2 separate regions of the Mus musculus genome follow, and region 1 is linked to region 2. Evidence: chromatin contacts called from ENCODE POLR2A ChIA-PET data. All regions are on one chromosome and are shown on one strand. Each heading gives the region's core, a stretch centred on a gene start or an enhancer-like site at or near the end of the contact. The rest is flanking DNA. Distances are from core to core; before and after follow the strand shown. Region 1 holds the start of Nfkbid (nuclear factor of kappa light polypeptide gene enhancer in B cells inhibitor, delta). Region 2 holds the start of Wdr62 (WD repeat domain 62).

Region 1 (2,806 bases), core at 27-2,526, 140 kb after region 2:
GTGCAAGGACTGAGAGGCCTGATACCGGGGGTTCTCTAAGAGGACGAAGTGACCCGGACTCCTTCACCCAAGGAGGGGCTGCATTGCATCCTTGAAATTGCGGTTATGGACGCAGGTTTGGGCCTCGAAGGTCGGGCGCTGGACCTCAGGAGTCCACTCTGGTAGAGAGCAGCCCCGCCCTGGGACTTCCCAGAGCACCACTGGTGCAGGGTGCCCGGGCCGAACAGGAATTCCCCGTGCGCGGGGATTCCACGGGCGCCGCGCTTCGCTGCGTGCCCCGCCTCCGAGCCAGACACCTGCGGCGCGCGCGTGCGGAGCGGAACTGGGAGGTGGAAGATTCCCTTGCGTTAGCGCCGTGACGTCAGCGCGCGGCGTCTCGTCTCGAGGGTTTCCGAGTCAGTCCTCGGCTGACTTTAACCCTTCTCGCGCTGGAGTCTGAGCTGGGAAGTCTGGGCTGGGGATTTGCTCTTCTTGGGTCGAGGGAACCGGATTTTCAGGTCTCAGAGGAGACTGAGGGTCTGTACTCTTGGGTTCTGGGTGAATGGATTGTGCCAATGGGATACAGGGGCATCTCCGGGATGGTTGGTCCCTGCTATTCCCAAGTTTGCCGAGGTGGGGGCGGGAGCTTTGCGACTCCAGATCCCTGGATCATTGAGGAACTACACCGCTACTGATTTGGTGGATCCTGGCAGAGAGGCTAGAGCAAGAGTGGTGATCCCAAGACTTGGAGAGGAGCAACTCACCCTTTCCTGTGCTGAGGACTCTGGGCTTACGTTCTACCATCCACCCAGCCTTGCGCCCAGCCCCACATGTCAGATTCTAGAACAGAGAAACATTTTGTTGTTGTTTTGAGACAGAGGTCTCAGGTAGTCCAGGTTGGCCTCTCACTTCGTTTATAGATGAGTCTGGCCTTAACACCTGACCCTCTGCCACCACCTCGCTGGGATTGCAGGGGTGTGCCTCTACTCCTAGTTAAAACAGAGATATTGGGAACCTGGAAATGCCTTTTCGGGAAGTTGAGATTAGCAAACCCCAGTCCTCCACTCCTAGTGTTAGGACCTGGTCGCCTAGGTTGGGATTTTTAACGGATGTGGTGGTGCTTCCGAGGAGCCCGGTGTCTCCGGAGAAGATAGATGCTTCAGAGAAGTGCTAGCCTCCCCACTTCCTCAGTTTCCACTACGGTGGTGGAAAGTTGGTGCGGAGGAAAAGCGTGGAGGAAAAGGAAGGAAATGGCGGAGGCGGGGCCCTGCACTCAACATCTTCTGTTGGCTTTGTAGTTCTCCAGCTCGCTCGAAGGAAAGGAGGGCGCCCACATGCACTCCCAGCCACCCACCGCTGCCACCGAGGCTGCATTCGGGTGACTTAAACATTCCTGATGACTTCCTTCTGTCTTCCCACACACAGTGAGTCGGCCTGAGCGTAGTCACTGCCCAACACAGACGGTAAAGAAGCTTCTGGAAGAACAGAGGCGCCGACAGCAGCAGCCAGAGGCTGCTGGGGTGCCGGTGAGTCTCTGGAAGTCGCCATGTGCGCTGGGGGAGATGGGAGTTGTAGTCCTGACTCTGAGGCTCTGCAGGTGGGGGACAGACCTGGAAGAATCTTCCAGATTCATAAATTCATTTCCTTTACATTGCAGGGACACTTCTCCCCTCCTCTGGTCCAGCCACTGACTCCATCTGTGAATGAGGCAGAGCCAGGTAAGAATAAAGTTAGCTCCTAGCCCAGCTTCTCTTAGACTCAGGCATCCCAGCTCTTAGACCTTTGGGGACCGAGGAGTCAGGCAGCTCTCATTATTCTTGAGCCATATGGGAAATTTTGATGACCAGCCTGCCATCGTTGCACATGTCTATATTCCCAGTACTCCGGAGTTGAGGGGGGGCGGATTGCCATTGGGTTTGAGGTCATGTGGTTTTTTTTTTTTACTAGCAAGTTCCAGGCCACCTAGAGCTATCTAAGACACCTTGTCTTATAACCAAAACCCCTGGAATTTGACGTTGGTTTTCAGTAGCCCAGTAGTCCATGAATAGTGTCCTTCAAGCATCCAGGGTTTAAGACTCCAGGACTTCAGATCCCAGTTGCTTGAGATCCAGTAGGCCTGGCATCGCAGCTTGCTGATGCCCCAGGACTGGAGGACCCAGCTCCTCAGTGTCTCAGGACCTCTGGAGACTCCAGGTTTACCTTCCCTGGCCATGTCTCCAGGCTGTAATAACAGGCTGGTTCTGACCACCCTCTCTGTTTCAGGCCATACTCATTTCCCTGCCTTCCAAGAGACTGTGGATTCCGGACCTGGCAACCTGGCTCCCCCTTCAGGCTTTGCAGACTGGGACCCTAGCATCCATGCTACCTATACAGAGGGCTCTTTCCCATTCTCTGCTTCTGAAGGCTTCCTGACTCCTGATTTCTACCCTCCGTCAGACCCAGGCCGGTCAGGCCCATTTCCCCTGGTGATGGAGGTAAACTATAGGGTGGGGACAGATGCTTAAGGGCCCCTAAAAACTTCTCAGTGGTGCTGAGCCTAGTGGCGCAGGCTTGTCATCCCAGCTACTCCGGAGGCAGAGGTAGAAGGATCAAGACCTACCTGGGCTACAGAATGAGTTCTAGATTGCCCTAGCCACAATAATAGGACCTTTTTTTTTTTTTTCCTAAATAAAGGGAAAAAATAAGTGGAAAACAGAAAGACTATTGGGAGTTTTGCTCTGTGGTCCAGCTCTTTCCTCACATGTGTGAGGCCATGGGGTTCAGTCTCCATGAGGTAGGGATGGAGAGTAGAGAATCTCAGTATTCTGAGATGTCAGGGACTGGTTTA
Region 2 (3,005 bases), core at 362-2,861:
ACACAGAACTGAATTGTTCCTGGTTTTGTGCCCCTCCAGGTGTAGGAGATAGGAGTGAGTCTATTTCAGATTATTCATTACACTAAGTATTGTTATTTCTTTATATGTCTCGATGGAAAAACATGTTTTTGCCATGTGTGTCACTTGTCCTTGTGACTCCTCTTAACCCTCAGGGTACAAACTGTCTGCTGCTCAGACTAAAGTTGGCTACTACAGGAGACTTTAGCTTGCCTCATTTATGACTCCATTCTCCCAGGTCCCACTGCCTCTAGACTAGTAGCCAATAGCTCCGTAGGTAAAAGCCCTTGGGGCCAAAGCTGACTCTGGGAGAATGAACTCTCAAAAGTTGACCTCAGCCAGTCTGGTCTACACAGCCAGTTCCAGGTCAGCCAAGGCTACACGGAGAAACCCTGACCAAAAAAAAAAAAAAAAAAAGTTTTACTAATAGCATTCCTTCTACCCAAAGTCATTTCTTTCTGTGACTCAAATTTTGTGGAACTGTTTTGTACACCCTGCTCCCCAGGCAGCAGTGCTAAGATTTTTACATTCTCCATAATTTTAAGCCGTAAGTAGATAAAAATCAGTTCTAGTGAAGGAACAGGAAAGAAATCAGGAACAGAAAAAGGAAGGAAGACCAAGAAATGTTACGCAAATAAGCCAGGCAAGTACTCCGGAGGCAGAAAGGTAGATCTCAGAGCTCACAGCCAGCCTGCTGGTCTACAGAATGAATTCAGTCACAAAGAAATCCTGTCTCAAAAGGAAAAAACAAACAACAAAAACAAAAAACAAAAAAACCACAACAATATAACAACAACAACAAAACCCACAACAATATAACAACAACAAAACCAGGGGAATGTTAACCAAATAGGGGCCTGGAAGAGCACACCTTACCCCGAGGCGCTACAGAGGAGGCGTGGCAAGAGCCAACAGGCCAGCCTCTCGCTCAGACTCCGATACAGCACACTGGTGGCTGCAGTGGTCCCCAGCCCTATTCCAATAAAATCAAAGACACACTGGAATGAAAGGGATAAGTGTCTTAGGTCACTCACTGAACAGTAAAGTGATATTAGAGATGATTTGTAAATGCAAAACCATTTCCCGGGAGTTAGAACTAAAATAAAGCAATGTGCCAACTCTAAGTGGAGCCAGAAAGATGGGCAGCACCAAACCCTGAAGCCAGCAGGAACGCAGGGGGAAAGCCTCTGCCAAGGGGGCGGGGCTTCCGGACCAGGCGGGCCTGGGAAGCCGCCTGAGGGAGCAAATAAAGAAGCGATGGGAGGGACCGAGGCCCCGAGGCGGGACCAAGGTGGCAGAGAAGCCCGGAGTTGGGTAAACAGGACGACCAGCCTCTCACCCGGTTCTGCACAGTGTCCTCGGGAGCCGCCGCGAGTCGCGTCCGCCGCCGGAGGCAGAGCGGTGGGGCAGGAGGCGGGGAGGACTGGTTTCTCCGCGCCGGAACTCCCGCCATGACAGAGGACAGCTTTTCTATCGTGTCACTCCGCGTATAACCTCCGGCCGCTAAGGCAGCCATCATGCTGTCGGAGACCAGTGTCCGTTACGCTTCTTAACAGCCGCCTGTAGCCAGCACCCACTCGAATAGCGAATGGCCGCGGGAAAGCCGGCGCCACCGCCCATTGGACGCAGCCGGCACCCCGGCTGGCCAATCACAAAGCTTCCGGGTAGGCTCATTGCCCAATGGGAGATAAGAGGCGGAGCTAAAGGAAGGTGGGGCCAGGGCCTGTCTATTTCACTGCTTACTGAGTCTGGCTGGGTTTCTCTACTAACCTGTGCTTTCTCTGTTCATAGACACACAGCTTTTAACTTTGATGGAGCTCATCCTGTCTTTTGCAACAGTCCCGGGAAGTTATTCAAGCTGTACCAGTCTCATGGATATAGGGGTAGGGTGAAGCCAAAGAGCCGTGGGCTTGGGGTCGGGAACAACACCGCCCTACTCTTGCCTATACAAATAGTGAGGTTTAGGATTGCGAAGATTGTAGCCAGCTGCTCTCCATCCCGTGATTGGGGCGTAGCCGCGGTAGCACGAGGAACATTTTGTACGCATGCGCCCTCAGTTTCCCCTGTCACGTGTTGCAGTGTTGCTCTTCCCTGGGATGACGTGAGGCGGATGGATTGCTCGGGGACCCGGACAGGGTTTGGCCCAGACTCAAGTGTTATTGCTGACTGGGCAGGACTGGCCAGGGTAGGACAGCTACACATAAGTACATTAGGGCTCCAACACTTTGGGGCGCCTGGGCAGGGACAATTGGCCTGGGAGATTCGAACATGGGGCGTGGCCCTGGGAGGGGCGGGGTTGGTCCAGCTTTGAGTCTTGGGAGCTACTGCTATGAAGCTGTAGATAGTTCATTGCTACCTTGGGAGCGGAAGGGGTGAGAGGGATGTGCACACACATCATTCTCCCTGTTCATTTTTTGGCTTATTTTTCTCTTTAAACGGTTTTCTGGGGCATCACAGGTTGAGGTATGCAACGGTGTCCCCACCACTAGAATGTCAGCCCCTCCCTGAAGCCAACAAATTTTATCCCATTTCCTGTTATTCCTAGGTTGCTAGACTAATGCCTAACACATACTATTGTCCATCAAATGTTTGTTGGAAGGGTTTGATTTTTAGCCCAGAAGTCTGTTGGGGTTTGGGAAGCGTCGCACAAACCGCTTAAAAACCGATCTCAGTTAAACAGGACTGGTTTATTGAAACTCCCCCCACCCAAAAAAAACCCCCAAAAAACAAAAACCAGCAACAACAAAAAAACCCAACTGATTGATCACCCAGACTCGGAACTGTAAGCTACAACCCTAAACATTTCCGGGGCCAGTTTATATAGGGGGAAAAGGCATAATGATCTGATAAGTAGGTGCAGGGAGAGCTGCAGCGTGGTTGGCCTTCTCCTAAGTTTTTAGTAGTTAAGACATAACAGTTCAAGGTTGGAGAGATGGCTTAATGGTTAAGAGCACTGACTGCTTTTCCAGAGGTCCTGAGTTTGATTC

Evidence for each region. ChIA-PET counts read pairs that join two places held with the same protein, here RNA polymerase II (POLR2A).
Region 1: POLR2A ChIA-PET joins it to region 2 with 10 read pairs in embryonic stem cell. The contact joins the promoter of Nfkbid here to the promoter of Wdr62 in region 2. POLR2A ChIA-PET finds 5 or more read pairs at or near these places in 4 of 5 experiments (Patski and embryonic stem cell).

The regions. Positions count from the first base shown.
Region 1 is chr7:30,421,999-30,424,804 of GRCm38, forward strand. It overlaps Nfkbid (nuclear factor of kappa light polypeptide gene enhancer in B cells inhibitor, delta), which reads left to right and starts at 1,277. Exons shown (of 11, transcript NM_172142.4): 1 at 1,277-1,505; 2 at 1,637-1,697; 3 at 2,242-2,453. The coding sequence starts at 2,448.
Region 2 is chr7:30,278,799-30,281,803 of GRCm38, forward strand. It overlaps Wdr62 (WD repeat domain 62), which reads right to left and starts at 1,612. Exons shown (of 33, transcript NM_146186.4): 1 at 1,358-1,612. The coding sequence starts at 1,534. Thap8 (THAP domain containing 8) reads left to right here and starts at 1,296. Exons shown (of 3, transcript NR_144498.1): 1 at 1,296-1,682; 2 at 1,810-1,901.